Regions from separate parts of the Homo sapiens genome. Here region 2 is linked to region 1. Evidence: chromatin loops called from intact Hi-C (ENCODE). Cell type or tissue: gastrocnemius medialis. All regions are shown on one strand. Links, peaks and the distances in the headings refer to the core of each region. The heading gives the core; the rest is flanking DNA. Region 1 overlaps COL21A1 (collagen type XXI alpha 1 chain). Region 2 overlaps COL21A1 (collagen type XXI alpha 1 chain).

Evidence for each region. A loop is a pair of places that touch in the nucleus more often than their neighbours do. Peaks named below come from ENCODE experiments on the same cell type or tissue, not always from the same donor. Only the 100,000 strongest peaks of a DNase experiment are listed, where the experiment ranks them.
Region 2: it touches region 1 in a loop (2.2-fold over the local background); 5 of 110 quality-filtered maps call a loop at or near these places.

The regions. Positions count from the first base shown.
Region 1 is chr6:56,077,027-56,093,993 of GRCh38, forward strand. COL21A1 (collagen type XXI alpha 1 chain) reads right to left here. Exons shown (of 30, transcript NM_030820.4): 18 at 503-547. Among named protein-coding and RNA genes, the nearest start is that of COL21A1, 160 kb to the right of the region's middle. In gastrocnemius medialis, for the core only: no CTCF peak of the experiment used is centred there; no DNase peak of the experiment used is centred there.
Region 2 is chr6:56,224,687-56,241,653 of GRCh38, forward strand. The region is part of intron 1 of COL21A1 (collagen type XXI alpha 1 chain); the gene reads right to left. Among named protein-coding and RNA genes, the nearest start is that of COL21A1, 14 kb to the right of the region's middle. In gastrocnemius medialis, for the core only: no CTCF peak of the experiment used is centred there; no DNase peak of the experiment used is centred there; H3K27ac peaks cover 1,135 bases.

The DNA of each region.
Region 1 (16,967 bases), core at 3,065-11,064:
CAGATTTTTCAAAGTTAACAATGAAAGCCAAAAAAACCATAGAAGAAAATCTTCAATTTACTAAGAGAAAATAATTGTCAACCTTGAGTTGTATAGTCTACAAAACTGTCCTTCAAAACAAGAGCAAAATAAAGAAGTTTGTAATTAAATAAAAACTGAAAGTTTATTACCAAGCTATCTGTACTAAAAAGACATTCAAAAATATAGTTAAGTAAATTAACTATAAAGAAGTAAATTATGCCATAATTATGTTAGAGAACAAAGTTGAAAAGTAACAAAGTAAAGGAGGAAGCATATAATGTAAATCTAAATTAATATTATCTATATAAAACAACCACAAAACAATATATACAAATTTGTAAAGCCAAAACAACGTCTTCTAAAATTATATAATATTTGAAAAATTAACTGTTACCACAAATGTAAAACTGTATTTTATTGTAGACAACAATGCATTAAATGAGCAGATCCAGGCCCAAAGCTAACTCTCATGAATACTTACCTTTTGGCCCATTAATCCTCGGTTTCCAGGAAATCCTGGGATTCCCTAAAAACAAATAAAATAGATTTTTAACTTATAAAAAATTGAAGACTTTATCATTAAAGAAGAAACAGTCACAATTGGAATTTTAACTGGTAAATAACATATTTTCAAATGTATACATATTATAATATTGCTATTTGTAATAATCCAATATGGAAAAGACAACTTAGGAGATATAGCATTATATGAATATTACTGATATTTAGAGCTTTAAATAAAGGCTTTTTGAAAAAGAAACTATGAGGAAATTCATCTCAGTTCTTGCACCCCAACACATGAGTGATAAAATTAAAATGATGTTTCATTTGAACACATTCTTGTATTCTAATGAATCATGCAAGAAAATCTGTTAAATGATATAAGTTCTGATTTAGCGCAACAGTTCCACAAGCCCTCAGTGTCACCACCTTAGTTAAAAATTAATTTAATTAAATGATTGCCTCCCACCTGAGCCTTGAAATACCCAAGAACCTAAATATTCATATAAAAAATGGCAATCTTTTCTCTTAATAACTCCCTTACTGATGCAATCATGAAGAATATGAAGACCACAGTTTGTGAAGAGACATAAAGAAGTACAGGTCACTCTTTCACGTGGCTGAACTCATATGCACATGTCTGTAGCAACATTCAGAAAAAATTAATGTTAATTCTATCAAGTTAAGAATAAATTTAGCACATTTATTGCTTGCAGAAGAGTTCTATTGTCTGCCTTTTGATGCATTTACCCAACATGATCATTTATCATGCAAAACAGTGATTGTACTAATCAATTTTTGCTTTTTATTCCATTTTCTTAGCACCTATTTTGGTGACATTTGAGCTGAAACAGTTAACAACATTTATATTTATACAAATGTATTGACACTGAAAGACAAGAAAATTGGGTCACATCTGTATGACTTTGCAAACCCTCTGCACTAGCAGGCCTTCCAAAGGAAAGCAGTACTCTTCAGTAAATCACAGCAGGTGCTAGAGCTGCCATTGACAATGAGATCAAGTGTCTTCTTCTATTGCAGGGAGAATCTGCCATTATCTTTATTTTCACACCCTGAGTTTATAAATACAACCTTTATTGATCAATGTGCTAATCGCAATTATAGGGCAAGACATAAACACATAGTTCTAGTTTTAAAATCTGAACTCAAATCATACATTGGAATTCAGTTTGATTCTATTCAGCTCAATTCAGTTTGCCACTTCACTATACCATTTGCAGAGAACAAAAGTGGTATGTGAGCAATGACTATCAACAAGGGACTCACAATCTAGTTGCAAAGACAGGCCTTTATAAACGTAAGTAGAGAATAATATGAAAACAATAAAAATACCTTGAAGTAACAATATAAAACACAATCACAGTACACCTAATAAGCACTCTAAAACATAAAGTAAAAGTAAAATCACTGAGTTATGAATATAAAATGAATTGTACCTTCTTAGGCAGAAAATGTATATTCTCAATGCAATGAATTAAGATAAACATTATTCAAAATAAGGGCCTCCATTTGAATGAACCGTAATTTGGTGTGAAACCACCCTGTGACCTCCTCCCATTCAAATACCCACACACGTGTGAAAATTCACTAAAAGTTGAGATCAAGTTCTGAATTTAACTAAAATACGTGTGTAAATTCTTCTCAGAAGGAAGGTGGCTATACATTGTTCTATGCTGGAAAACTGGTACAGTTCTGTCAATGTAATAACCTTGGCTCCCAGAGTCCCTAACGGGCACATGTGATTACCGATGACAGTGTCAGACCTGAGAAGCTGAATTTCTTACTAGTCTTTAATTATTTAAAGTTTTTATCACTATTCAAGTCCCTGTGCCCTTACACAGTCTGTGATGTTAGCAGAATTAGTTACAGATATCCTGAAGACAATCCCAGTGTTAGCAAGTTCACATCCTTTCCCTGGAGAAAACAGTTATACCCAGGTTTCCACGAACAGCACCTTGGCTTCCACCTCCTCAAAGCCCTTGAGAGCCCATTTCCCCACAGTTTACTCCTTGGATTTGATCTGACACTCTTTTATCTGAGACACTCTAATACTGAGCTTGGTCTGTAGTAGAACATAGCCACAAATCTTACATTATTTCAATATATCTGCTATTAAGATTATTTGGGGGAGATTCCAGACTATAAAAAAATTCCTTTTCTTTTTGTTCATCCTCTCAAACTGGCCAAAAATTTACATACATTTCATAGATATGTATGTCCATGAAGTCCTAATGGATCTTCTATGTCCAATTATGCTAAGAATTATTACTTCTTTTACAAATACCAAGTAAAAATATATAAAAACTACAGGATATCAAAAACAAAACATAGGCCTGATTTATCTAAGGAATTCTTGGCAAAACTAATATAATACCACAAGCATGCACAGAATACCAGCTTATTGAGGGAGAGGTTAACCAGGGAAACTGAAATCATTCAGAGCTATATTAGTTAATAAAATTCTCCAAGTTAATATTTTCCTGGGCTCCCAATATGTGTATTGAAATTGACTAAACTTTGCTAATTTTAAGTTAGCAGTAATATTATCCAAAAGCATTTGAAAGTTAACAGTTTGTTGATCGCAAAGTATTTAGTGACAATTATTTTATAGAGCAAATGTGTTTCCAAGGAGACTATTTTCTGTTTCGCTGTGGTTTTGGGTTCAGGCAACTGTGACAATGTCCAAGTAAAGACAGAAAGAAGTAAGAGTAAGTGGACATATTTCCTCTACTTCTGTGATTTCAGTTTGGGTTTGAGGAAGAGCAGAAAGTCAACCAGAAAATCCTGCATAATGTTGTGGTTAAAGAATGTTGACACAAAAAATTGTTCTAGAAGCTTCTCTGTAACCATTTAAACCACTGCTGTACAACAAACAAGTTGTTAAGAATAGAAATACATACTTTAGAATAAAGGGTTTGACTTCTATTTCCTAGAGAATACTTTGTAATGAAGGGAATGTGTCTATGACAATATTACTTAGAAAAGACAAAATATCACAGTATACTCCCCATATGTAATGAATGTATTTACTTATCTATGAAATTGGACCATCTTAGATCAAATTTGCTTTTAAGTAATGCAATATTTTCAATTCACTAAAAAAGATCTAAACTATTAATGGTATTTTTATGTCAAATTATCTACCTTTCTACACAATGGTAGAGATATTTAATATCCAGTTATCAAAATATCAGAAGTATATTACATGTTTTCTTCATTATATCAAGAAGTGATTTATTCATTCTTAAAGATTCAATGAAGAAAAAATTCACATGTTGAAAGTATCATTCTCATTAACTAAAAAGATTCCAATCTGATTATCAGTAAAGAGCATAGTAGAAGCCATAGGAAGCAGCTAAAAAATAGATGCTGGAGTCAGCCAGCCCATGTCCTAATAGCAGATCCACTCCAGGCCAGTTATTTAAACTGTAAAATCTCTGAATCCCAGTTTTCTTTGTCGGGAAAATAATAAAACCTATCTCATAGAGTTGGTACATTCTATCAATTAGCTTTCACAAATATTTAGCTCAGTGCTGGCATGACAATGAACAAATTTTTATAACTGTCTCTTCACAGCTCCTCCCTGACCTTTGAAAGTTGTGAAATACTTGAAGTCAACTTTTTTCCATGTCTCTACGTTTTGTCCTCTTTCTCCATTGTAAGGCTTTTTCTTTTTTCTTTTTTTTTTTCTTATTGGCTTTCTACCTTGCCTTTCCCTACTTGCATTTCCAAAAATGTCCATTATATGTAGGATGATGCTAGCAATCTAAAGTCCCCCACTCGGGGACGCCAACAAGTCGGCATTGCCCCCCATTCAATACCTTTCCTTTTCATGTTTGGCTGATCTTGATTACAGAGTAATACTATCATGACTTTTGCTTTTTAAATATTTTAAATAATTCATCACTATTTGTTCATAAAAAGATGACCAAGAGTATTAAATATATTTGTAGTTGAACCCTGCAATGTTTTTCAATTATTTTTTTTCCACAGTAACTGGCAGGCCATTATGAATGATTTACAACAGATTATTCTGTGGTAAGGTAACTATAGGGAGAAGTAACTTACACTCGCAGTTGCCAGACCTAAAAGAAACCAATATACAAGTACTTGCAATAAACCCTTGATAAGGAAATGAACAGTTTTCTATTCCCATATTATGCTGTAATTAATCTTTAAGGAAAAAAAATCTAAGAACGTTGGATGAACTTATTCACCCTGGCCTGTAGACAAGGGCCCACTTGGGACAGGACCCAAATTACCCAAAGATAAACAATTTAAGTAGAAAATACTTTAGCCAATAAATATAGGCTACTCATGTTTATAATAAAGCAGAAAGTGTCACAAGTTTCACCTTATAGGCTACAAAAAAAGAGAACAAAGATATCATAGGAAGGAAAAGCCATTTGGAGGCCATTTTCAAGGCTACTGCAGTAACTGGCATTTCTTTTCCACACCTAAAGGCATTTCTACATTTTTATAAACAAATAAAATAGTCTGAACAATGTTACGTTGCAAAAGCATCCTTTTCCAGGACAAGACAAAATCTCAAATTCTTAGCAAATTAAAATAACAAACCCGAAAACTCAGACAAGGACGAAGACTATCTGGAGAGGAAGGGAAAGGATTAAGAGATCTGGGACCCCTGTCACATGGTGGGAAAGTCATGTAGCCACCAGAGCCCAAAGGTCCAGGAAAACCACCTACCCCTTTATATCAGTAAGTGAAATGCATATGAAATACATGGATGTGTTAAAACAAACAAACAAACAAACAAGCATGTATGTATAGACATATGTAAAACTTAAAATCAATTCCATTTTGAAAGAGAAATTTCCAAAATAATACCAGAGTTGTTCTAAAATGGGCTCTGATCCTCTGAAAGCCTGAAAAGTACCTACCACATTTTTGGGGTACATTTTTTGTTACTACATAACTCAAAACAAATTATGGTCAATTTCTCATTAAGAAGAAAACTAAAAGTGAATTTTTCAAAGACCCTTTTTAACTTTAGAAACTTTAACTTGGTGTTGAATAGAAGTTAAAATAGAAGTTAAATCTTTTCCAGAGAAACCGGAAAATTCTACTATTTTTTTTGAATTTTATATATAATAGAGGTAATCATACCAAAATATTTTAAAGCACCATTAACCATCCCCACCAAATAAAAAATGAAATTAGTTTGATAAAGAAAACACACTAATAAGTGAATTTTTAAACTTAATTTATACGATAAAAATAACTAGGTATTTAAAATTGTATCTAATCTAATATCTTCTATATCTTATTTATAACCTCATATTTTTGAAATGTGTATGCTATTCCATCTAAATCTCTATACTAGTTATTGCATAACACAGCCCATTGTGAATTTTATGTTTATATAATATAAATCCCATTTTCTTATAAAAATAATGAAACAATTGACAAGCATTGATTAAAGTAAAAAAAATTAAATATGTTTTCTATTGATTCATAACCAATGACCACATATTTAGTGCAATTAAAACAACACACATTTATTATCTTACAGTTCTGTGGGTCAGAAGTCCAGCATGGGTCTCACAGGGCTAAATTCCAAGAATCAGCAATGCTGCACCCCTTTCTGGAGTCTCTCGGAAAGAATCTGCTTCCTGTGCATTCAGGTTATTGGCAGAATTCTGTTTCTTGCAGCTGTAGGACCAAGGTAGCCATTTTCTTACTGGCTGTAAACTTGAGGTCCATTTCCAGCTTCCAGGGGCAACTACATTCCTTGGTTTACAGCCCCAAGGAATCTATCCTTCATTTTCTCTATCTTCATATGGGTCAGGTCCTTCTTCAGTCACATCTTTTTGCCCCATTCCTGCTCTGTATTTTTCCACTTTCAATTACTCATGATCAGATTGGGCCTCCTTAGATAATCTGGAATAAAATTTCCATCTCAAGGACATTAACCTTAATCACATCTACAAAATCTCTTTGCTGTGGAAAGTACCAGGTTCCAGGGATTAAATTATGGCTATCTTTGGGGAGAGGAGGGAGTTGTCATATTTTGCCTACCACAGAAATATTATCTAATATCTGAGGACCAGATAGTTTCTATGTAATTTAAATTCCTCCAAGGCATTAAAAGGATGATCATCTAAATTCAAATTATGAAGCTACTAATACTAAGTCAATAATAATACCTAAAAAAGAAATCTACAAGCTGATGTAATTTGTTAAAATAAATGCAAATGGACTTACTATAAGGCTAGTAAGATAAATATAGCCATGTGTCAGAACAAAAGTAGAGCATGGCTAAGTAGGGTTTGTCTCAGCATGCAAGAAATGTCCAATATAAAGAAATATATCCGTATAATATACTATACTAATAACATTCCCATATTAACAATTTAGAAGAAAAACACACAAAATCATCTCAAAAGATTCATTATTAAAAATTTATCATGCAATATTTGTGAAAACTCCCAATAATCTAGGAATAGAACTAATATTTGAAACCAAAGTCTGAATCAATCAGAAACCCATTTTAAACATCAGATTTGGTGAAACACTAGACATTTCTACTTAAATTCAGGAATAAACCATAATTTATATTTTAAACCAGTAGTCACACTTATAGGGATATATCCCTTGGGGAAAATATTGCCTAAGTATGCAGAAAAAATATATATATATAAAAAACATTAATAAGAGAGATTAGATTGCTTTATAGCTATGCTATAAATGAAATGAGATAGATTTTATATTGTCTTATAACCTTATATGGTAAATGTTCATATTACAAAGTTAAATAAAAGTTTCAGTGGATCCAATTTGTTGTTTAAAAAAATTGTGTATGTTCTTATGTATTTGTAAAGAAAAAGTCCAGACATAATCTCATTAAATGAGTAACAATTGTTACTGCTGGGAATGGGAATGGAATTTGGGTAAGTGAAAGCAGACTCAAATTTACAACACAACTTCTATACTTTTTGAGTACTTAAGATAAACTAAGTAAATAAATATATGTAAGAAGTGATAAATAATGAACAAAAGGATTAGATAAAACTAATAAAATGTAGTCAAATATACAATACATAATAATAAACAAATGAAAAGTTGGCCCACACAAATTTCTTGTCTTAAAAAGTTCTCAAAAAATGTCTAAGAGTTATTTTCCTCACATTTAAATCATTCAAGAAATTACTGTTAAACGTTGGTCTTTCAAAATAAAAAAGTAAAGATATTAAAGGTTGCGGCTATCATTTGGTAAGAGAACTAGAACAACTGGAAAGAATTATACTGCAGACTCAGAAATCAATACTGGGGAGATCTTAATACACCTCCCTGCTATGATCTCCCTGTGTAACACATTTGCTAAGTTTTCATGCCTTGGGAGTTATTCTTGCAGATAATTTTCACATATTGCTAAGTACACTGTGTTGGACAAAGGCATTCATATTGCTCAGGGAAAGATAATGCTGTGTTTAAGGAGCACTTTCTTTCACAGGAGAGCTAGGAATTCGACATTTGGCAAAATCAGCTTTCCCAGGCACCATTTCCCCCATTTTCCCACAGTCATAGAACTTTTCTAAAACAAAAAATGGTAATATATTAGATCTATAATTACAGATTGTTACTTTTGTCTATTACATAAAATTTTTTAAATCTGGAAAAAATAATAACCTAAAAATTTCATTAAAATTGAAGGTATAATAAAACTAATAAATTTAAGTTATCTAATTTCTATCTTTGTAAGGATTTACCTCTCTCATATAAGCAAGTTTAGTCCTCTTCAATTGCATATAGATGTATTTTTGTTTTACAAAATAGATTTGTTCTTGTTATTTTTGTCAATAAACAAAACACAAAATATTATAAATAAGCAAAGGAAACCGAACCCATTTGGAAATATAATTTCATATTATCATTTATGACAACATCAAAGCTTATTTAACCAGACAAATACATATTAAAGCATGTATGGTCTGAAAAATATTAAAATGTCAGAATTCTTTTCTTGTACCAATATCACTAAAACTGATTGTTCTCCTCCAGTAGGTAACTTTTGTCTTCCTACTGTGTTCATATTCCTCTTTTTGATCTACTTGTTTCAAAGTCTCTATATCAGTAGTTATTAAACTTTACATCAGACTCACATGCAGTTGCCATTAAAAATCTAGTTTCTTGGGCTTTGACCCCAAATTTTGATTTATCAGGAGCAGAATGGCCCCTAGAAAACTGAATTTTAATAGGCATTTCTAGTAATTTTGAGGTACTCTGTGGATCAGAGCTTGAGAAATAGTGTTCTTTATATATTTTTTTCAAGAGATATACAGATCATTTCCAAGAGAGTATCATTTATTTATATATAAATATATTTATATTCATAATACAGATAATTTTCAAGATTCTCATTTACATATAGTCTCATATATTTTATATTATATATAAAAATATCTAAATTATTTATATATAAGTGAGACTCTCCTGAAAACTATCTGTATTATAGGTATTAAGCTTGGATTGTCATCAGGGGTTTTAAATTTACGATTATCTACTAATTAAATTTTAAAATAATCCATTTTATGCCTCTGCTTAAAAACCATTACATATACATTATTTTTCCACCAAGCTATAACCTTTGAACAAAATTCTTAACACTCTGCCTGTCATGATTAAATGTGCTTATCTTTAATGGATTTTAGGAGTTTTAACCCACCACACGATTTTTATATACAGTTGACCCTTGAACTACACAGGGGTTAGTGGTGCCAAACCATTGCACAGTTGAAAATCCACGGTTAAATTTTGACTCCCCCAAAATGTAACTATTAATAGCCTAGTTTTGGCTGAAAGCATTACCAATAACATAAACAGTCAATTAATACGTGTTTTGGATGTTATATGTATTGTATACTATATTATTACAATAAAGAAACTAGAGAAAAGCAAATGTTATTAAGATAATATGGAAGAGAAAATATATCTACTATTCATTAAGTGGAAGTGGATCATCATAAAGGTCTTCACCCTCATCATCTTCATGTTAAGTAGGCTGAGGAAGAAGAAGAGGAGGGGTTGGTCTTGCTGTCTCAAGGGGTGACAGAGACAGATGTGGAAGGGGTAAAAGGGGAAGCAGGAAAGGCAGGCGCACTGGGTGTAATTTTGTGAAAGCACACTGTAATTTCTGCCCGATTTTTTGCTTTTCATTTATCTAGAAAGGTTCCTATAAGGCAGCAATCCTTCTTCCACTATTTGCTTCAGTGTCAGTACCCATATCATAGAAGTGTCCATGCCGTAAAAGAAGTCAAAAGCAGTCTTAAATAATCCGAACCATTCTGCCAGCTTGTCTAATGTCAATTTGTTTTCTGGCATTGCTTCTTCTCTGTCTTCTTCCCATAGTCTGGCACTGGTTTGGAGCCACTCATCACCATCAAGTTGTCTTCTGTTAATTCCTCTGATTTGGTGTCTGTTACCTCTTGAATCTCTCCACGATCCATATCTTGGGACCCTTGTCCCTTCACCTTTTGTTTTGTTTTGTTTTGTTTTGTTTTGTTTTGTTTTGTTTTGTTTTGCCATATCCACAATCTCTTTTGTGATTTCCCTGATTGGTTGTGTCATAAGATCATGTACAACATTTAGACACAGTTTTCTCCAGTAGAATTTTATGTTTCAGGCTTCATGGCTTTTTCTGTAACAATGACAGCATCGTCAGTGGTGTAATTCTTCCAGACTTTCATGACATTCTCTCTGCTGGGGTTCTCTTCTATAGCATTGACAACCTTTCCATACAATACCATGTGTAATAAGCTTTAAAGGTCCTCCTTATTATACAATCTAGAGGCTGAATTAGATACATTGTCTTAGGGGGCAAGTAGACCATTCAGATGTCTTCAGTATTGAACTCATGGGGTTCTGGGTGGCTGGAGACATTGTCTAATATCAAAAGAACTTTAAAATGCAGTCCCTTACTAGCAATGTACTTCCTGATTTCAGGGACAAAGCATTGATGGAACCAATCCAGAAAAAGCATTCTGTCATCCAGGCTTTCTTGTTATACAACCAAAAGACTGCCAGCTGGTGTTTATAGTTTCCCTTCAAGGCTTGGGAGTTAACAGCTCTAAAGATAAGGGAAGTCCTGATTATAAACCCAACTGCATTTGTACAAAACAGTACAGTTAGCCTATCCTTTCCTGACTTAAATCCTGGGGCTTGTTTCTCTTCCTTACTAATAAATGTCCTTTGTGGCATTTCTTTCTTCCAGAGTAGGACAATTCTATCTGCATTAAAAATTTGTTCAGGAAGATATCCATTTCTCCTCAATGAGATTCTTAGTGGCATCTGGAAATGCTTGTGCTGCTGCTTTGTTGGCAGAAGCTGCTTCTCCTGTGTTTGACAATTTTTAAGCCAAACCTGTTTTTAAAATTATCAAACCATCCTTTGCTGACATTAAATTCTCCAGCTTTTGTTTGAAAAAGCTGGAGAATTGATAAATTCTTCATCTTTGTTTTGCTTTAATTTATCATATAATAATTTTGCTTTTTAGGCCGGGCACAGTGGCTCACACCTGTAATCCTAGCACTTTGGGAGGCCGAGGTGGGTGGATCACCTGAGGTCAGGACTTCAAGACCAGCCTGGCCAACATGGTGAAACCCCGTCTCTACTAAAAATACAAAAATTAGCTGGGCATGGTGGCACATGCCTATAATCTCAGCTACTGAGGAGGCTGAAGCAGGAGAATTGCTTGACCCCGGGAGGTGGAGGTTGCAGTGAGCTGAGATTGCGCCACTGCACTCCAGCCTGGGCAACAGAGTGAGACTCCATCTCAAAAAAAAATAATTTTGCTCTTTAAAAATCATATTTGTGTCTATTAGTATGCCTTTCTTATAGCAATCCTGCATTCACATAAAAGCTGAATTTTCAATATGAGACAAAAAGGAATTTTGCAAAAAGTACAAAGTTTTTGCACCTGCCAGCATAGCTGCAGCAACAGTTTCACAAATTTCCTTTTCTTTTTTTTACAATGGTCCTTACACTGTATTATCTCAAAATGGTGGGCAATTGCAGCAGCAGACCTCAATCTATGGTACATATCAAGCAATAAAACCTTTTCTTATAATGTCACAACTTTTTTTCTGCTTTTTGGGAGCACTTCCAAAATCACTAGTGGCACTTCCTATGTGTTTCATGATGTTATTCAGAGTTTACAGTATTGCACTAAACAATGAAAAATACGCAAAAAACCACAAGAGATCTTTTTCTTTGAGATAGTGTCTCACTCACTCTACCACCCAGGCTGGAGTACAGTGGAGTGATCTCTGCTGAATGGGGCCTCGACCTCCCAGGCTCAGGTGATCCCCCCACCTCAGCCTCCTGAGTAGCTGGCACTAGGCACACATCACCACATCTGGCTAATTTTTTGTATGTTTTGTAGAGATGGGGTTTTGCGATGCTACCCAGGCTAGTCTCAAACTCCTGGGCTTGGTCAAGTGGTCCGCCCCCCTTAACTCCCAAAATGCTGGGGTTACAGGCTTGAACCACCACACTCGGCTGAGATCACTTTTTACTGTAATACACAATTTATTGGAAAGACAAACTGCTCCCATGGAGATGATTAGCATCACATGGCATTTTAAGCTGATACCTGCAACAGTTGAGCTCACCAAAATAGCAACAGGAGGTGGCTATGAAATTATTACAGTAATACAATATGCACTACAGTTAATTTTAGGCAGTTATGATTTAATATTGCATCTTTACATTTGTATACATTTATCTCAACTGCAAATGGCACTATGTATGTTCTGTAAATGTTTGTGTATGTAAGTTGTGATCAATTTTAAATTTTTATTATAGTAAATAATACAGACTAACATCTATATATATTTTTTGCACTCATGGCATAACTTTTTATTTTAAAAAAATATTTCTATGCAACATGGTTCATCTACAAGTTTTTAAAACTGTCAAAACGTTCCAAAAAAATTTTTCACTATATGTATTGAAAAAAATCCACATATAAGTGGACCCAAAAAATTCAAATCCATATTGTTAAAGTCAAAGTCTGTTTACATGACATCAACCCATAAAAGTTAGACTTGATATCCTGTATACATGGTAAGTTTCCTCTCATCCATTCTCTTCAAATCAGAGATGAATATAATCAGTCCCCATACCAGTGAGACTACTGAGCCTACATAAACAATAATGAGATTCTATTTACTTAGAGGATATGTTATCCATTCTAAGAATTAATCATACATCATCTCATATTTGCAATTGCATTTATTCCTCTTGAAATTTCAGGGCTCAATAAAGCCTCTTTCAAATTATAAAGAAATGGATAGAAAAGAGAAAAAATCAAATAAAATACGTTAATGCTTATCAGTGGTTCTTACAATAACAATAATTTAAAGGACTTCTGGCTGGGCGCAGTGGCTCACGCCTGTAATCCCAGCACTTTGGGAGGCTGAGGAGGGCGGATCATGATGTCAAGAGATCAAGACCATCCTGGCCAAAATGGTGAAACCCTGTCTCTACTAAAATACAAAAATTAGCTGGGCATGGTGGCACGCGCCTGTAGTCTCAGCTACTCAGGAGGCTGAGGCAGGAGAATTGCTTGAACCCAGGAGGCAGAGGTTGCAGTGAGTCAAGATCGTGCCACTGCACTCCAGCCTGGCAACAGAGCAAGACTCCATCGAAGAAAAAAAGATTTCTTAGAACAACACAAAAAAATGATCAGTGCCGTAGACACAGAGCTTCTAAATTTAAAATCAACAATGTTACTTTATGTTATTGTTTGATGGTAGTCCAGTTTTGCTATGTCAATGATATTTATGTCATTTATGATAGGAAAGAATAAAACAGATCTGTGATTAAACCTGGTGGGACTTTATTAACTAATTTGTACAGATAATGAGCCAACATTTGTGTGTGAGGTCAAAATTAATGACACAATATTTTCACAGTCACTACATTGCCAACTGTCATATTGTAGAAGACCAAAAAGTTACAGATATTGCTTACAAATTTAGTCAATCCTACAGATAAACTGAGCATTTACATTATTTTAGATAAAGCCTATTTCAAAATGCATTATAAGAGTTATTCTCAATTAGATTTTAAAACATAATTACTATGACAATAAATTATTATAATAGTTTTATGTAGTAATATTGTTTTATAATAATTATATACATAATTACATTATTACAATAATAAATACAATTGAATTTTCAAATTGTACTATCCAAATTGTTACATGTGGGTTGCCTTCACACTAAGAACTGCTGTGTGAAATTTGTAATAGCAGATATATGAGTTTCAAGTTAAAGTTGGTTTACTCGGCACATACTTGGTATGTACCACTCCTGGAGCCTGAAAAAGGGGTGAGAAAAAGTATTACAAATCTGTACAAAAGACTGAAACATCTTACCATACAATTGCAAATCAAGTAAAAACAATAATAGAACTAGTGGGTTTTTCTCCTCTTTCTTTTCAATCTAAATAAAAAATATAGTCAAGCAGGCAAATAAAGATACCTCCACTTTACTAGCATCACAAAGTAGATTGGTAATTCCACATGGGAAATTATCACAGCAATTCATCATTAATGTTCCCCAATAATTTTATGCATGTCTTCTGCATATATGCATAAAACTGATATGCCAAATAATCACGCTGCAGAAAAGGTGATTAAACAAAAGATCTACTTGTCTCTTAAGTACATGGTAACTTGGACTGGCTCAGCAGTAAACATTACATCATAAAGACAAGCATAACATGTGGTTAAGCAAGAATTTGAAAGGCATGAGGAAAGGAAACAATAAAAGCCTCTATGAGCCAGTGTTTCAACTACACTACAGTGATCCCCATGTCTTTATTCCTGGAAAAATGAGACAGCAAACATTTCCAAAATAAAACTGCTAAGGCCATCCTTCATTAAGAAATATGCACTCACCTCCATAGATCCAGGAAACACGGCATTCTTTTTCTCCTTTTCATGGAGCTCCAGGGATCTCAGCTCACAGTAGAACCCAGTCCCTGCCTACAAATTTTCACTGTGAGCCATAAGGCTCCCTGTACACAATGGGGCTAGCTGGTGAGCAGAGAACTAGAAAGCAAATGATTTAGATTGCCTGATGAAAATGTTAACACCAAATACAACATGCCATCAGGATTGAGCACCAGGACAAAAATAGCTATGACAAAGCAGCAGTGGAAACTATTCTGCAGATAATTTGGTTGGCAAGAATTGACCAAAGAAGACTAACTCGTCAACATGATAACTTGGTCTAACATTGAATTCAGTTGAAAATGAGTATTTTCTGTTACGGTTTTTTCAACTACTGGTAAATTTATTCTACTGTTGCCCTCATGTTGCTCTGTCCTCACCATCCACCTAGCTGCCCAAGATAAAATCAGAGTGATTTTAGGAAAAGAAAATTCCAAAATATTAAGTTAGGAAAAGAAATTTCCAAAATATTAAGGATTCTTTGAAGCAATCTTGTCCTTTATTCTTAGAATAAAAACCAAAATGTAGTCTAGCAAAGTTGGCATCTTTTAAAAGAAAAAAAAACACTAAAAAGCACTCAAAATCTAGGCCTCAATTGTTGTTATAGTACAAAAACAATAATTATTTTTGTTTATGCTCATGGGAGAACATATGTTTATGTTTATTATGTTTATGCTCATGGGAGAACATAAAATAAAGGCAAGAAAAATGCAACATAACAGACAACAAAAACCCAACTGGGGAAAAATAAGCGAAGTAATTGAAACATAATTAAACCATACGATTTGTATCCATGCAGATCCTTTTTTACGCATACATATTTATATATTGTTTAACTATTATATATAGCACATTAAGTATCATCCATTTAATTGCTTCAAATTTACAATATGATAACACAGAGAAGAAATATGGGCTAAAAGTTACTAAATACAACAATGAAAAATGTAGGAAAATGAGAAATAGACAAATTAAGTTTTTAAAAATACATGATAATTTAACAAAATTGATAGTATAGAAAATATTGACTGAAGAGTCTTGCTTTCAAATTGTCATTGAAACAGACTTGTTTATTGACTTGCTGAAGCCCAAATATTTTTGATCAACACATATGCTACCAACAGTTTGCAATATACACCAATACATACTCACATACATTTTTATATAGGTTCATTACATAAAATGATTAAGAATTAGACTAAATGAAAAGCCTAGTGTACTAGTTTCCAATAGCTACTGTAACAAATTACCACAAACTTGGTTTACACAACAGAATTTTATTCCCTCACAGTTCTGGAATGCACAAGTCTGAAGTCAAAGTCTTTTCAGGGCTGTGTGTCCCCCAGAAGCTCAAGGGAAGATTCCATTACTTGCCTTTCTCAATTTTTGGTCAGTGCCAGCATTCTTTGGCTTGTGGATACATCACTCCAATCTTAGCCACCATGGTCTCATTACTCCCTCCTCTTCCCTATGTGAAATTTTCCTCTGCCTCTCTCTTACAAGGACACTAGTGTGACATTTAGGGTCCACTGGGATAAGCCAAGATAATCTCCCTATGACAAGATACTCATTCATATCTACAAAAGACCTTTTTTTCAAATAAGGTAATATTTACAGATTCTGGGGATTAAGAGCTGATGTCTCGGGGAAGGGTAATTTTCAGCCTGACACAGTCTACCCTCTGGCCTTCAAAGATTCACATTCATCCCACATACAGTATACATCCACCCCAATCCAATGTCCACAAAAGTCTCAACAATTTACAGTGAATTTCAAATTCTTATCTAAATTAATAAATCGCTCTGAAGTCCTAAATCTTGTTATCTAAATCAGGTATGGGTATGATCCATCCTAGGACAATATCCCTTTCCATCTGTGAACCTATAGACTACAGAGCAAGTTATCTATTTCCCGATTACGATGTTAAGACAGGCAAAGGATAAGTTATCAACATACCCATTCAAAAAGAAGAAAAGGTCGCTGACCCTCTGCAATGTTGAATCCAGCAGAAAAAATTCCATCAGATTTCATGACCTAGGAATACCCCTCTGGGCTTGAGGCCCTGCCAGCCTTGGAACCACTATTCTTTTTTACTTGAAAGATAGTACATAATTGAAGTTGAGTAGTTTTATCAGCCTGCTTCCTACCTATAAAAATTTTGAGCGTCCAACAGCCTTCCCTCACTTTGTCTTGTCTCTGTACCTTTCATTCCAAACTGGCAGAGTTTCTGCTGATATAACATTATCAAAACCTTGTAAGTTTCCTGTATATATAATGAGGATTTACACAATTAGACAAGAGGCTCCTCCCCAGGTTTTTCCTGGATAGTCTCATATCTTTATATGTGGCTTCCACTGGGCTGGTTGAATGGATTCATGAGTCCTGTACCTAATCTCTTTTGCACTAGCAAACTTTGTCTAGCCACAACCTTAACCTTTTTTCC
Region 2 (16,967 bases), core at 5,949-13,948, 150 kb after region 1:
GCCGTTCTTTCTCTGATATTTCCCTGTTTTACCAAGTCCCTTAATGGAAAAAGCACATCAATATGGGCCATTAAATGAAAACAATGACATACTGGATTTCATTTGGACAAATATGCTGAAATATTATAGTTAAATTAAACTCCATTATTTAACAAAAAGTACTACTTAACCTATCACAACTAGTGAACCAAATCACACCAACCTCTTTTCCCACCTACCTCTCATCATCAAACTCATGGTGATAAAGAACAGCAATGCTGTTGAGCAAGATACCATGCATGCAGTGTAAATTGTAACATAAAACTAAAATGTAATAAACAGGGAAAGAAAAACAAAATTCTGACCCTCCAGGAAAAAAAAGTCAGAAAAGATTGCCCTTTTCTCAAATTCTAAAAAATGATCACTTTAACCACTAAATTAGTTTAAACACCACTGACTCCTCCAAAGCCACAAATTTTAAATTTTTCCCCACAAAGCCTTAAAACATTTCATTTTCCTTTGACATTATGCAAGTTACAATAAGATTTCTACTAAAGCAAACAACTGCCCCTGTACTCAACAATCATTTCTTTAAATCTTTTTGAAACCCCCCAAGCTATCAAGAAACTAACCACTAGGTCAACTGGTCTTCATTCATTCCAACACCTGCTGCTGAGTGATAGAATGACTCAAAATTTCTGAACTCTTTTAGAGCTTCACTTTGAGTGGGCTACTACTCACTCCTCAGTAAGGAAACTTGAAAGCCTTAAGTAGCTAAGTTCTCTACTCTAGCCCAGACAGAATCTATGGTAGCTAGTGGAATGAAGGCAACAAAAATGTACTTGACAGCAGAGACCTGGTATTTGGCTGCCTACAGGTTGCCACTTGGGCAAATTTTCAGCTTGTTCCTGTCCAAAGGATGTGCTATTTTCAGGTACTCAATGAAAAATAATCTACATCAGAAAATAATCTGATGAGAACTTTGGCATAAAAACAAAAGGATTCCAAATTTTAAACATATTCATGGCCTTTAATTTTTTTAGTCTTTTTAAAATTTAATTACTTTAAAAAGACAAGAAACACAATAATTACGGGAACAAAAAAGAGTATTTTGAAATTAAGTTTGAGTAATTCTAGAATGGCAGAAGGTAAAATTAGACACAGCTAGTCACCCAAGTGCCTGAGATGTCTTACCATTCCTATGTGATGGTCTTCCTGTGGGCTTTGTTTCCTGGGTAGGAGATCCCTGGAAGCATACAGTGTTTAAATAGATTAATCACAGAGCATCCTGTCTTCATTGTGGTGTACATGTTTCTGGAAGTTACAAAGAGTATTATGCCTGCATTTCATGATGTCCTTTTCTCACCTTATTTCAAATATTCTTCCCAAGAATAAGAGTACAAATAGTACATAGAATTGTTTAAAGAATCCAAATATCTTGACTTTTTCTTTTCAAATCTAATTTTAGGAATGTTACCAATTGTTAATTCATTTAACATCAGGGAGAAAAATAAGTGTAGGGCATAGCCGAATTACCTACAGGGTAGCTTTTACAGTCAGGTGTATACCAAAAAAAGTCACTTTGCTTTCTTCACCTGGAAATATAGGAATGTTATATCATTCCTTTCTAGAAAGAAGAGCAAAGTAACTTTTTACAAAATGTTCCTCGTTATTTAATGTATATGAACACATCTACTAATGATTCTACTGTAACTTTCAAGAGATAGATATTTGTCCCTCTTCCTCATAATCCCAGAGGGAAAAGGTAACTATCATGAAACATTTTTAAAAGCTTTATATATTATATCAATATAAAATAAACCAGTTCCTCCATTATATTAATGGTATCTGGCTTTTCAAGACAGAATTCACTAAGGATGTTGAAAATATAAACCACACACCAAAATGTTAGACTTCCATTTGGAGGCCAAAGCTAACTGGCAAGCCTAATTTGAGTCACACTGTGAAACCCCATTTTCCTAACTTAATTTATCTTGAATTGTTTGTGTGATGGTGTTGTTTGGTTTGCTTTTATGGTGCAATGCACTGGTATCTTCAGCACTGCAGTTTATATGAAAATCCAATGTTCCTCACTTCCATAAAAAACAGTGCAAGGTGATAAAACTAAATTAGGGAAGAGTTATGTTGTTATGACAATGAAACTTTCGAAGAGACTATCAAACTTTGAAAACAGGTCACTGAGAAGAATTAAGAAATACTTTCTTTGGATTTTTTTTAAGTAGATAAGATTCCCATCTCTGTGGGATGGCTCGTATAGGGGGAGCCCACAAACAGTATAATGGACTTTGAATCGCCCAAGTTATTTTCCAAACTTAAAATGGTGCCATGACAGGTCCTCAAACGAACTAAGAGAGCAACTTTCTCAATAAGTAAAAGCAGGATACAGTTCCAGATCATGAAAACTCTGCAATGCTGGTTTTGTGACCTTGACTCAGCGTCACTGGGATGCTACCAAGAAACCACAATTCTTGGCAGCTGCACATTCAATGTACAAATGTTTACCAGATGTGAAGTTCATATGATCTATGCTGTATAATAGAAACAAAAATGAATGTGCTGTGTAATATGACATGCTAGTTCATGCTGTGAGCCAGCAAGCAAGAAAACTGGTCTCATATCTAGACAAAGCCTATGGACTATTTGGAGTAAAGAGAAAACCTCTAAGTCCCACCTCCAATCCCCAATTAAAACAAATCCCATACGCTTGTTAAGCCTGTGGGAAATTCTACTAAGTAAGGTTCCTTTCTTTAGATTAAGCATTCCATCCTTGTTCAATAAAAACCCCCTTGGGAGACATAAATTTTTATCAGTTATTACACTTCAGAGTAAATGAACTTCAGATCCTGTCTTGACAGTTGGTTCTGATATGAAAAATACATGAAGCTTGGTTGTTTAGATTGTAAAAGAAAGAATCATCAAGAGATAAAATTTAATACATATTTTCCCACTACTATTTGTCTGTTTATCCATTCATTCCACAATATGCACAGTCATCTACTATTATTCAGGCAATGTACAAAGCACTGAGGATACACAGATGAGAAAGCCTAGTGATAGCCTCAGCAAGTATAGGGTTTTTGTGAAAAGATATCAAATATATAACTACAATACAATAATAGAGACCTTAATGGAGGTATGTGCTAGGCACTGGGAGCTTGGTGGAGTGAATACCTAGTTCCTGGCTGGCTGAGAGGAAATGGGTACATTCTCTGAGAGGAAGTAAAGTTCATCTGTGAATTAAAGGCAAACCAGGGATTTGCTAGATGACCTTAAGAAGACAGGAAGATAGTACCTGAAAATGCTTAAAATCACTAAAGAACAAGATGTGCTCAGTGAAAAGGTATTTATGAAGTGAACCGCCCATGGAGAGTGGGAAAGGGGTGAGGGGTGAAGGAAATGAATGATGGGGCAGGTACTCAGGAAACAGAGCAGGAACATGGTCTTTTGCATTAAGTGAAGAGGAGTGGACTTTGTCTTTAAAGTTTACTACAGGAGGGATTTTTAGCAGAGAGAAACATATTCTTGTTCACATTTTAGAAAGCTCACAATGGCAGCAGTAGGGAGAATGGTGTACAGGAAGATGGAAAGTTTATGGCAGCAGTCAAATGAGAGGCAGTAAGGGCCTGAAGGACAGTGAGAGCAGAAAGTGATTTGAGAGGCATTCAGGAGTTAAAACGGGCCAGGTCCTATGACTGTTTGATTGCAGTGGACAGGAGAAAGAGAATGACCCCAGCCTCTGGCTTGAACGTCTTGTAGATAGTGATGTCTTTCCCTGAAAGAATTCAGGAAATATAAACCAAATTTTCCTGCTAGAGGGTAGAGGAGAAGAAATATAAAGCATCTTAGTTTTTAGAAAATTAAGCACAAATTTCATGTATGGACATGAAATGGTTCATACATGAAATTTGTGCTTAATTTTCTAAAAAAGTATGGACAGATGAAAATGCTTACTTGACAGGTGAATATATAGACCCCCTGTGTGCCAGGATTTGAGTAATGGGGAGATGCAACTGACGCTAAGCAGAGTGAGTGGACATGGATTCTGGTCTGGCTTACTGTTTGCTTTTGAGTGTCAAGGGTGAGATTTTTAGTCCATTAAAACTCCTTGTATGGAATAAAACAAATGACTAAAGTACAAGAATAACTAAGTAATTGCTGGTTCATCCATATGATGGAGTACTACAGAGGCATAAAATTCAAATGTTCCAAGAATACTTAATGACAATTTTAAAAATATCAATAAAAGAACAAATGCAAAAAAATGCAAAACTATATAGTAAGCTAATTATGTGATATTATATCTCTTTCATAGAAATGTCAAAAATTGTTACTTCCAGATAATAGCATTATGGATATGTAATTTTTATTTTTTGATGCTTTCCAACTTTTCTATAAAGGATATGCATTATTTTGGCTGGGTATGATGGCTCACACCTGGAATCTCAGCACTTTAGAAGGCTGAGGCAGGAGAATTGCTTGAGATCAGGAGTTCAAGCCCAGCCTGGGCAATACAGAGAAACCCTGTCTCTACAAAAAAAAATTTTTTTTAATTAGCTGAGCATGGTGGCTCATGCCTGTAGTCCTGGATACTCAGGAGCCTGAGAGGACAGAACCATTGAGCCCAGGAGTTTGAATTGCACTGCTGCACTTTAGCCTGGCCAATAGAGAGAGACCCTGTCTCAAAAACAACAGAATATGCATTATTTTAAAATCAGAAATAATAAACATATTTTTAAACTTACATATGTTTTAGATAAAGTTAATATCTCGAAAGGAGACTCTGCTCCACCAGCAAAACACATAATTGAATTATCGTACACTAACCACAAGAGGTTAGATTATGCTGAGTAACAAATATATCCAAAAATTGTTGTGCCTTATAACAACAAACATTTATTTTTTGCTCATACTCTACGTCCACTATGAGCTGTCTAGTGGCTCTGCTCCACATTCCTCATTTTAGGATTGAGTCTGAGGAGTATGGTCATTTTCCAAGGTAAGGGTAAAGAGCTCTGGAGGTTCTCACACTGAAAATAAATGTTCCAGTGCAGAAATATATGTTAATTTCCACTCAGCTCGTTGGCCATGAGTATCATGGGGCCAGAAAACGTAATCTGACTGTGTACCTGAAATTTATTTGACAAACAGAACTAATAAGAATCTCCTATAAGTACAAATTCATCCCCTCCACCACCACCACCAGCAGCAACAAAAAACTGGAGGGATTTTTATGGTAGTGTTTTTTAAAATGCAAATCACGATCCATTGGTTGATCTTGAAATCAACTCAGTGGTCTATGACCAACAGTGTTTAATAGAATGGAAGGGAACAGAAAATGTCAGAGCACATTGCATGTACAAAAGGTAAATATTATGATATATTTGGTATACATATTTCGAATAAATACAGATGTGTCACAATGTAAAATTTATTTCTTCCTGTGGGTCCTGTAAAAAAAATTGAAAGTCATTTTTCTATAGGAGTCCCAACTAAGCCAGATATATGGAAACATAACAATTTCCATACTAGGTTTTTCTAGTCCAGTGTCCTATGACTCTGTGAAAGGCTGGGGGAATCTTGTATCAATCTCAAAGAACTCAGTCAACATTTTACTCTTTTTTAATAGTACGGTCTCTCAATGATAAATCAGTCAAGAAATATCATAAAGCAAACTCAATGTTTAGCATCCTTCAAGTGCTAAGAGTATAATTACATTTTATTTCTCCTAAAATAAAAAAAGTCAAGTTTCCAAAGTTTTTCTTAATTCCGTACAGCCTCATTTTATTTTTTTAAGGAAAAGATATACTTCTTATATTAATTCAAATGGCATCCTTGATGAGGATGAATTGTAATATAATTTTTTTTAGTTTGTATTGTTATTAACATAAAGTATTGTCATGTTTTATAAGGTGATGATTTTTATCAGCCTTATTATTTTTTGATGTTTAAGGGAAGAAATCACACTTCAAAACCATAATCAATTGCAAAATACCTTTTGTATGAGTATCTAACTCCTTACCACATGCTTAATATTGCACAATTTTAAATGTTTTATTTCTTATTTTCAACTGAGAAAATACAAATTTGAAATACGCTAGCTGTACATGTTTATGGGAAACATGTCATTTATCAATTTAGTTTCAAATTTTTCATTTCCAAAATAAATTCATCTTAACTCTTAGTTTCTATCACCCATGTGAAAGGTTTATAATTGCTTACTTAAATATACGAGCTCCAATCAGTGTTTTCTACCCTTCCCTCAAATAAACTGCCATGCTTTTTCCTACCTACCCTTCATAGCACCACCAGTTCAAAAGCCAGCCTTTTGTTTCTACAGGAAAAATGCTTGCTGACCAGCCAAGAATAAAACACACCTCACATGGTACAATCTTCTTTTACCTCCCAGATGACTCTACTGCCATTTACTAAGGATGCCAGAAGAGGTTTCCTGAGGAAGAAACAATCAATGTGAATTAATACCATCCTGACATTCAGGAGACCCAAATAAAACATGACTATGTTTAAAAGAACGGAAAATAAAAAGACTATCTTCAAAAATAACTTGGTGTGCGATTTCTTACCATATAAAAGGAAGCTCTGGTATGGAAAAATGATAAACATCCTGCATTTGTTAGTAAAGGAAGCATTATATTCAGTTCGGTAACAGCAACTTTTTTAAAAGTGATGAGTCACAATATTCAGTTCTTTCCTGGCGTTATTCAGCTAGGTGTGGGTAAAAGAGGATAGTACTGAGAACTAGACTCTCTGTATCCCAACCAAGACCACTAAGACATTGCAGGAATTTGAGCAAGAAAACAAGCCTGGCTAGACTTCAGTATCTCCTCTGTAAAACCAGGGGCTGAGAAGATAAGCAAATTTGAGAATCTCTTCCATTTCCAATTGGCTACCATTCTATTGTCTTAAATATTTTACCAATTATGTATACTAGTAAATACATGGTTAATAATCAGCTTTCTAAGCTGCAAAAAAAGTCATTCAGTTTCATTATTCAAACTGGATCCACTAGATCTAATATGTTATGACTTTTCTATAATTAACATTTTATGATCAAAATTATAATATCTATCGCTAGTTCTATTACTTTTAAAGAGCTCCAAAGACATATACGGTAACATTCAGATCATTCTCTTTTCATAAGTTTTTTGATTGCTAAGCTATCAAGATGAAAAATAATCCCATGAAAATGTTCTTCCTTTTAAATGAGTAACAAGCACTTCAAAAATCCAACTGATTTCTTGCAGTATATGGTTTAGGACTCCAACATATGAGATTTCTTAAACTATTTGACATTGTTTTCAACACACACAAAAAAAGTTAGCAAATGAACACTACAGTCAAATGTTGACTATCTGCCAAGTGGGATGGCAAGAGAGAACTAGTACATATAACCTTAAATTGTGGAGAGTTGGGAAAGACATATAATTGGGCACTGGAATGTGTCTTATTCTTATATTTGAATAAATCTATGTCTGGCATTCTGAAAATTGACAATACTATACTTCCAACTGAGTAAAAAATGAAAACATCCTGGGAAAAAGCAACTCAAGAGAACTAAAAATCATTCTAATTAGTAAATATTTTGCCTCACATCTTAGAAAACAAGAACAATATGCAATGTTTAAAAAGATATTTTAAACTCTGCTATGTTAGACTAGTGTGACAAAGTGAATTACAAACATTGATACTGTCATTAAATATTTTGAAAAATTCTTGCAGAACAGATCTCTAAAAGGGGTTATGTTGTATAAACTCAAGACAGTATTGTTATCAAGTTTGCTTCCTACAAAGCAGGAGATTCATGAGGTGGGAAACTCTCCTATCTCATTGTTCACTCCAAAGTCAGTTGGCTACGTTCTGTTATAAGGACTTTCAGATTCAATGGTGTAAAGCAGAAACAGCTGCACTGGACTTCGTTCATCCTGAAAAACAGACATTTCTCAAGCATGTGCCAAGTGCAGTCTTAGAATTACAGTATGTCAGACTTTATCCAAAAGGAGATGCTCTTATTTTACTACATCATCCAAATGCTTTTCATAAGAAATTGCAAACAAGATCCCTAGAGCCACATATTGCTTGGTCCAAAATGTTCACTACATAGTAGAAGTAATAAAGCAGATATCAAAATGACTCTTGTTCCTTTCTATAATTACAGGTGCTTTTGAATATTGTCAGATTAACACTGAATGGGATACCTCTACAACTCCATAGCCTATATTGCTGGGAAGATTAGAAGAACAATAATACTCAGAGCTGGAAGTAAAAGAATTCTCAGAGCAGGGGGAAGAAAAGTGCTCTGACAGAGGTAGGTGCCTTTCAGAGAAGGATATACTTTACACAAATGAGGAAGAGTGGCCTCTTGAACACTGTGCAACTCCTTCTATTTGTATCCACAGTAATCTATGAGTTTGGGCACTTAGACTAGACTGACAAGACAGGCCCCAGGTAGCTTCCCCACAAGCAAAACCCAAGAGAAGAAGCAGCCATATCCAATAAATAAGACACTAATACATTGCCCAACTTTATAATTATTGGGGGCAAGCTCCAGATAGTCTTAAATACAAAATTGCAAACACGAAAATAGGCAACAAATAAGAGTGAACAAATATCAATAAAAACCAGCAACATGAAGAAAAACCATGAGCTCAATGAATACATTAACAGCCATAGAAACAGTTAATAACAGTAAAAGGACTCAGTTAAATCTAATTGATATATTCAAATATATATGTAAGAATATTAGTGAATAAAAAGAGAAAATCAATTAGTATCTTAGAAAATTAAAAACTTAATAATGGATATAGTTGAAGATGGAAATAGCTAGATGGAAAATCAAGTTGAAAACTTCTACCAGATTACAATGCAAAAGAACACAGATTTTACAAAATATTTCAGAAGAATATTCAGAAGAAAAAACTAAAAAGAGACATATGGAGAAATATAGGAGAGAAACGGTAAAGGAAAAAATTTCAGAGCTAAATTAACATTTGATTCTTCAAACTGAAAAAGCATTACAAATATCAAGCTGCTTGAATAGGCAAAAAAAAAAGACCTATTTCATATTTTTGTGAAAAGTTATAATTCAAAGAATAGAGCAAAAAAATCCTAAGTGTTTGGGGGAGAGGCAGGATGCCTAAAAAGAAATAAATTTAGCTTGTCTAGAGACTTCTCATCACAAAAGTGAAGCTAAAAAACAATGAGGGGGTAATTGATACCAATCAGCCATTAATAGGAAAATATGTTTTAGTTAATACGTAGAAATGTAATTATAACAATTATGATATAAATAGGATTATAACTTCCAGAGATGACTGGTAGAAAAGGAAAATAAAGCAAACAATTCCAAATAACAGAAAAAATCATTATAATAAAAGACAAGAAAGCATGGTAAAAACAGAAAACATAAGTAAACTTCAAGGAAAAAGTCCAAACATATTAGCAATCATAATAAAGTTGAATGGGTAATTTGCCTATTTGGAATCCAGAAAAATTTGAAATTGTGTTTTTTAAAGTCTTTGTATATGCTGTTTACAAGAAATCCACCTAAAACTCAGTGACAGAAAATGTTGAATATAAAGGGGCAGAAATATAATTTACTAGGTAAATACTAATAAAAGAAAATAAATATAGTATGAAAAATAGAATTCAAAGCAAAAGTATTAAACAGGATCAAAAAGGAATATTTCATATTTATATAAGATGCACTTCCTAAGAAATAAGTTATGAAACTGTAACCATTTTCTTTCAATATTTTGTCATGAACATTTTCTATAAAGTTATTTACTTTCTATATTTTCTATTATCTCTAAAGACACATTTACTGTTAAACATCATTTTTAACACTGCTTCATAATCAATACAAAAGGCAACGTTTTCCCTAATAGTACACATTTAGGATTTTTTTTTCTAAAATACAAAAAATTTGCACTTTCATCTCCATCACCAGCAGAAATGCTCACCTGAAGACTAATGACCTCCTCATTTCCCAATTCAATAGCTCCCTCACCCATACTCTCGCACTTCCCTCCTTTATCTTCCTCTGCTTAAAAAATCACACACTCTTAATCACTCTTGTCATGCTTTCTCATATTCATCTCTTAAAAGCTATCCTTTCTCCTGATTGGTCATTTTCTTTTGGCCTTTTGGTTTTTGGCAGACTATTGACAAATGTATTCTTAGCCAACTGATCACTGCCCCTCATCCAGAAAACACAACATCTTCCCCTGCTCCAGTGATTGCTTCCACTCAAGGACTTCAGTTCGTGCATACTGAAACATCTTATTTCCTACTTCTCCGCACCTAAACCTTCCATTCCTACTAGGCAAGTTATATTGAGTCCCTTAAATAAGCCATTTCCATTCATAGCTCTAAGGCTTATCTGAAAACACACCTTAATTTGTGGCTTATAGATTAATGTTCAGGGTCTAGGTAATAAACACCATAAACTTACAGAAACTTGGTATAAGTAATCTGTATATGCAATAAAGAAATGGGAGGCAAAAGGGAACAGAAATAGCTATGAATAGCAATGCATATATATGCCTCTGGTAAACCCACAAGCCTGAAGTTTAAAAACAATTGTGAACCAGGCCTATATTCAGCTGGTACAAAGCAAGGTTGCTGTACAGATTGTGTATGCACATTTGTTTTGACTGGATCTGAACCCACTCCAATTGGCTGATGTTCTGGCTTTTCTGATTGTTTAATATTCTAAGCCTCACTTCTGTTTGTGAGCACTTACAAAACTTATAAAAGGAATGAGTCACTGAACACTCTGCAGTGCTTGCTAAGTGTCAAAAATAGATCATATAAAACTAACCTGTACTTCTTTGATAGCTGTACTAGGCTGACATCAGGGGAATACTGTTCGTGATAGTTCAAAAATGAAAATGAATTAATGTCAGTTGGATATAAGACTATTTAAATGGCCCCCTAATGAAGAATAACACCTGATGTCAGCCTGGTAGGAGGTTTCTGGTGGTATGTTTTAGAGTTCTATGCTTTTCCCTGTCTAATTGGTTATTCATAATTTGAATGAGGGAGATGATGGCTTGCAAATTAAATTTCTAGACAAAGCATACCTTGAAAGATGACTAACTGATGGAATAGAAGACTTTGGACAAAAAAAAAATCTTAACTGAATAAATAAGAGACCACTGCAACAAGGCAAAATTCAAAAGAAATACAAAACTTCTGGGATCCAAAATTTGGATTGTAGAATGCTCATTAGGAATAAAGTGGCTTAACAGCAACAGGTCTGAGTTGACTAAATGGTCTTAGCTGATACCAAATTGAATTCATTCATGTGAACTGGCTGTCAAGAATTAATTTGCTCTTGAACTACATTGAGGAAAGAATACGGCTACATCCTTTCTATTAAGCAACCAATGGCCATAGATATCAAAACTGAATGTGTTTAGGGAAGGCTGACAAGAGTGGAGATATAAACACAAACCATCTCAAAGAAGTGGTTTCAGAATATGATGTTCCACTTGGGGCATATATTAGCTGTCTTCAAATGCTGGGAACATGGAAAAAGAAATAAGGCTTGTTTCTGTCACTCCCAGAGTACACAACTAGGTCTAAAGCCTGGAAACTCCAGGGAGAAGTTTTTCAGTTTAAGAAAAAAGTTTCCAATAGATGGGGATTTCCCTAAAATAGAAAGTTTCCCATCATTGGAGGTGTTTGGTATTGGAAACTATGCTCAATATGTATGCTATAGGGAGGGGTTAAGGCATCAAGAATTGTTGGGATAAACAATACTCATATCACGAACAACAATTTGTAGGATACTGCCAGCCCTATGACTTGTGTTAACTAGAGTGTGTCTAAACAGAAACATTTGTTCAAACTGAAGCATGCTTCAAAAGGCTGGGTCAAGCCCCATCTCCTCCATGAAGCAAATCATGACAAAAACAGATGATATCTTCCACAGTGCTTACCTCTAGCATTAGACCATATGGAACTCAATTAAACAGAGTATTAGTTTGCTTTCTAAAAATTGTATTTAAAATAGTCCATCTCACAACTGTATCATAAGCAATCTGGCTATGGCTTGCCTCAATCTACTAAGTACCTAATGGCCACTGAAATTAAACTTGTCTACTCATTGCTCCTCTTGTTCTCATATGGCATATATTCAATGTTTTTACAGCTGACAATACCTCCTTGCTGCGAAAGTGATGAAATATACAGTAATGACTATTTGGGAGTTCCTGGTGGTGCCTCTCCATCTTGATAGTTTAAAATTTCTATATTTTTCCATTTAAAACTTCTCAACTCCCTATTGAAAACAATGGTTATAAAAACTGAAATCCATTCTTACAGCTTTTGATGAGAGCAAAATGTGCCTTTTTCTCCCTGTTTTTACGTGAGAACCTATCAATAGATGGCTCTGAGAAAACAGAAATCCCAGGAAAAGAAAAATTCGAAAGGAAAAAAAGCCAAATTTTAAAATTCTCTAGAGTCTACAGTAATAGACAGTAGCAAAGTAGTGCACTCTAAAGAACCAGGGCTACATGTCTTCATTGCAACTTGAAAAGTCTGCAGCTCTATACTGTCCTGATTACCTGAGGACACTCCCTTGAGTAAAACAGGTTTGCCCTGTCTAAGCATTGGCAATACAAAAACAATGAAATTTTTAAAAAGGAAAATGTTTTCCTCAGTTAACTTTATGATAAATGCTAATCCTTAGGGATAAAATGAAAGAGTAGATAAAGTAGAAAGCATAAACACATTTAGGTTTTAAATTAAGTCATTAGTGTTCAAATCAAGTTTGAAAATGTAAAAATATAATTGCTTCTCTAATCTCGCTTAGGCTCTTTAGGCCAAAGGCTCAAAAATATGACAGGTTACTAGAAAGGAGATTTGGAACTCAACTTAGCAACCATATCCAAAGTGGCATAGAATAATTTAAAATGTACATTTATTAAATTAGTCAACCTTAGCATTTAATAATGTCATAAGTCTGGCCAAAAATGTCGAATGTGAAATTACACTCTCTACCTGAAAATTAAAAATATTTAGAGGCACAGTTAAGGAAACACACATACATAAATGGCTCTAACTATTCTACAGAGGCAACTGGACATTCATTTAATTAATTTAGAATGAATCAGAGGTCAAAAATATTCACATTTTTTCCAGTATTCTGAGATGTATAGTCTAAAAGTAATTGATTCTGATTCTCCCAGTGCCTCCACAGCTGTATTCTATAAAGCCTCAGTTCATTCAATTCAATTATGGTGTTTTTGTTTTATTTTTAGCTTAATAGACTACGTGGTTAGTCTAAATACCATGTAAAAATTTATGTACATTACATACACAGACTTCACCACAGTTTTGAGGAGAACATAGATCTGACCACATATTCCAATTATTAGCCTTCACATTACTGGGTATGAAACAATCAACAACCTGCTCAAAGTACTCTACTATAAGCAGCAATTGATTAGGGCTGGGAGCCTTGTGATATGACAACCAATCATGGCATCCAGAGAATCTAAGGGGAAACTGACTAACAAACTGAGTGCTCCAGGACAGGAATCATGTCATATTTAGGGCTGCATCCCTAGCACCTCATCTACTCTATGGAAAAGGCTGAATAAATATTTGTTGAATGGATAAATTGATGCATATCTATACTGTTACAGCAAATCTGGACTGCAGAAGCATGAAGGCACCTGCTGAGAAGGCAGTGGATGCTGAAACTCGGGGCAGTCTTCTTAAAAAAAAAAAAAAAAAAAAAGCCTCCACAATTGCTAAATCCAGGAGCTCACCACAAACCACTTGCAGTTACAAGCGAGACCTGAGGATACCCTCAGTCTCACCCAACCACCACAGTGACTACAACTGTGCCATTACAGCAAAGACTGACAGCCTCATGGACCCCAGAATCAACACCTACAGCCACAAAGCTTTACCTCAAAAGCTTCTGATAGAGCTGCCACTGCCCTGCCACCTTCAGCAGATACCTTTCTCCTGCATTCTCAGTTCCCTCTCCCAAGTACTAGGTGGATAATGGCTAAAATCTGGATTTGCCTCTGCTCCAGGTCCTCAGTTACATGAAGAATATTCTCACCTAAAGAAGCAACAAGCTTTCCAAAACATAGGGATTCAAATGTAAGTGTGAAAAAGCTTAGGAGAAAATTACTTATGATAATAACTAATTTGAACTAATCTGAATACTTTGTATCTGCCAGCCCTTATGCCAAAGGGTTTATGTGCATTGTTTTATTTAAACCTTCTGACCATACTATGAAGTAGGTCCTCTGAATACACACTTGACACATAGCAAATTAAGCTTTAAAAGGTCAAGCACCATGCACAAAGTCACACAAGTGGTAAATGTCAGAGCCACAACCATACAACACTCATAATCTTAGCTATTACTCTATATGGCCTCAATGTATTAGAGCATGTAACTATTTTTTTGCATTCACAAGGAGTAATAATATTTTCTGCTTTTTAGAAATAATTATTTCATCTTCACCAGATATTACCATCTCTAATTAGTGTCTAAGTACATCTGGCACAACATGTACTTTATGAATTATAGGAACATCAATTAATCACATTCTAACAATCATTATCTCTCACTTGTATAGGAATTTGAAATTATAATTCCAAATGTTTCCATATACAAAGCATGTATCTAAGTATTCATTTTTGCATCATAAAAATAATACATGTATTTAAAAATACACATGAGAAAACAAAGAAAAGCATAAAAACGTCTACCATCTCACAACCCAAACACAACTGTTAACATTTTGGGAAACATGTAATTTAGAGCTCAAAAATATAATTTGATTACTCATATAAACATGATTTCCAACAAAAAGCCATAATTCAAATTTAAAATTTTTTTTCAAGTGTTGGAAAGACCAGTGAAAAAAATTTTTTATATAATTTCCACATAGATGTCAAAGATAAATTTGTTTAGTCATCATGAAAAAGAGTTTACAATTTGTTTGGAAGAAAAAGCTGTTATTACTCACCATTCACAGTAACAACCATCCTCAGTGAACATTCAAGTATGTTGCTATGGTTTCAATGTGTCCCCTCCAAAATTTACATGATGCCAATGTGATTGTATTAAGCGGTGAGGCCTTTAGGAGGTGATTAGGCCATAAGGGCTCCTCCAATATGAATGGGATTAAAGCCTGGTATGGTTTGCCTGTGTCCCACCCAAATCTCATCTTGAATCATAGCTCCCATAATTCCAATGTGTTGTGAGAGGGACCTGGTGGGAGATAATTGAATCATGGGGATGATTTCCCCCATACTGTTCTCATGGGGTTGAATAAGTCTCAGGAATCTGATGGTATTGTAAGGGGAAACCCCTTCCGCTTGGCTCTCATTTTCTCTGTCTGCCACCAGGCAAGATGTGTCATTTGCCTTCCACCATGATTATAAGGCCTCCCTAGCCACATGGAACTGTGAGTCCATTAAACTTTTTTTTTTTTTTTTAAATAAACTACCCAGTCTCAGGTATGTCTTTATCAGCAGTGTGAGAACAGAATAATACAAAGCTGTTATAAAAGAGGTTTCAGGCAGCTTTCAGCTGGCTTTCCCTTAGTCTTCCACCATGTGAGGATGCAGTGTTTCTCTCCTCTGGAGGGTGCAGCCATGAGGCGCCACCCTGGAAGCAGCCTCCACCTGACAACAGAACTGCCAGTGCCTTGATCTTAGATTCCAGCCTCCAGAACTGTGAGGAAATAAATTTCTGTTCTTTATAAATTACCCAGTCTCAAGTATTTTGTTATAGCAGCATAAAATGAACTGAGATATACCTCAATAGGAATCTTAGGAATAAATAAACTCTACATTTCTCAGTAGACCAATTTCCTAAAGGATCCAATGACTTCATGCTGACTTAAACTCTATATAGAGATGCTCTCAGATGCAACCCTTTAGATGTTCCATGATGGCCTATAATGGTGCTTTTAACTAAGAAAAATATACAAATGGCAAAATGAAAGAGAACTTTGCAAGCACACCTGTCTAACTCTCCTTACTGCAGGCTTTTCTAAGCTTCCAGCATCTCAGTAAGTTGGTGGCAGGCTGGATGAGAAGCCATTTCCCAGCCCAGGGTCTTCTTGGCCTTTATTTAGTATTTGACATGTCAATATTAACATTATCTAAATAGTAGTGTAGAAATGACACATAATTTAGATTATAGGTACCTATCGCTCACACTTCACACTCACATGTTTGCTGTCGTTACAAAAATACAAAAGTTTGAATTAGGTTCCAAGTGCCTCTGCTTCCATTAAGAGCTCTGCATCTTACTTTCCCTTTTCAACCCTGCTCCCTCCCCATTCCATAGGCACCCAAGTAGGAGCTCTGTCCATTCCTATACCACTCTGGTTAAAACAATTATCATGTTGCTATGAACTGAAAGCTGCCCTCCCAAAAATCATGTGTACAAGCCTTAACTCCCAACATGGTGATATTTGAACGCAAGGCCTTTCGGAGGTAATTAGATAACAAGACTGGTGCCCTCAGGACTGGTAGGCCCTTATAAATAGACAGAGAGCTTGTTTTCTTTCTCTTCATCATGAGAAAAGAACAAAAAGATCACTCTCTGTAAGCCAGAAATAGAGCCCTTTCAAAAGCCAAATTGGCCGGCACCTTGAGCTTGGACTCTCTAGCCTCCAGAAACATGAGAAATAAATTTCTGTTGTTTAAGCCACCTGCTGTATGGAATTTTACTTTAGCAGCCTGGGCTAACTGAGACACATATCATCCCTAGTTGATATTTCTCTTTATCTCATTTCAAAACTCAGCCTAGTGTTGCTAGCTAACAAGGAATCTGAACAGGGAGAAAAAAAGTAAAAGAGCTGTAAAATGATCCAAAGGCAAACTGCCAAAGAGAACAGGTGATGATCAATAGGGAAACGGTGGAGAGCAGCCTGATTCTCAGGACCTGGGTATTTACCTTCTCC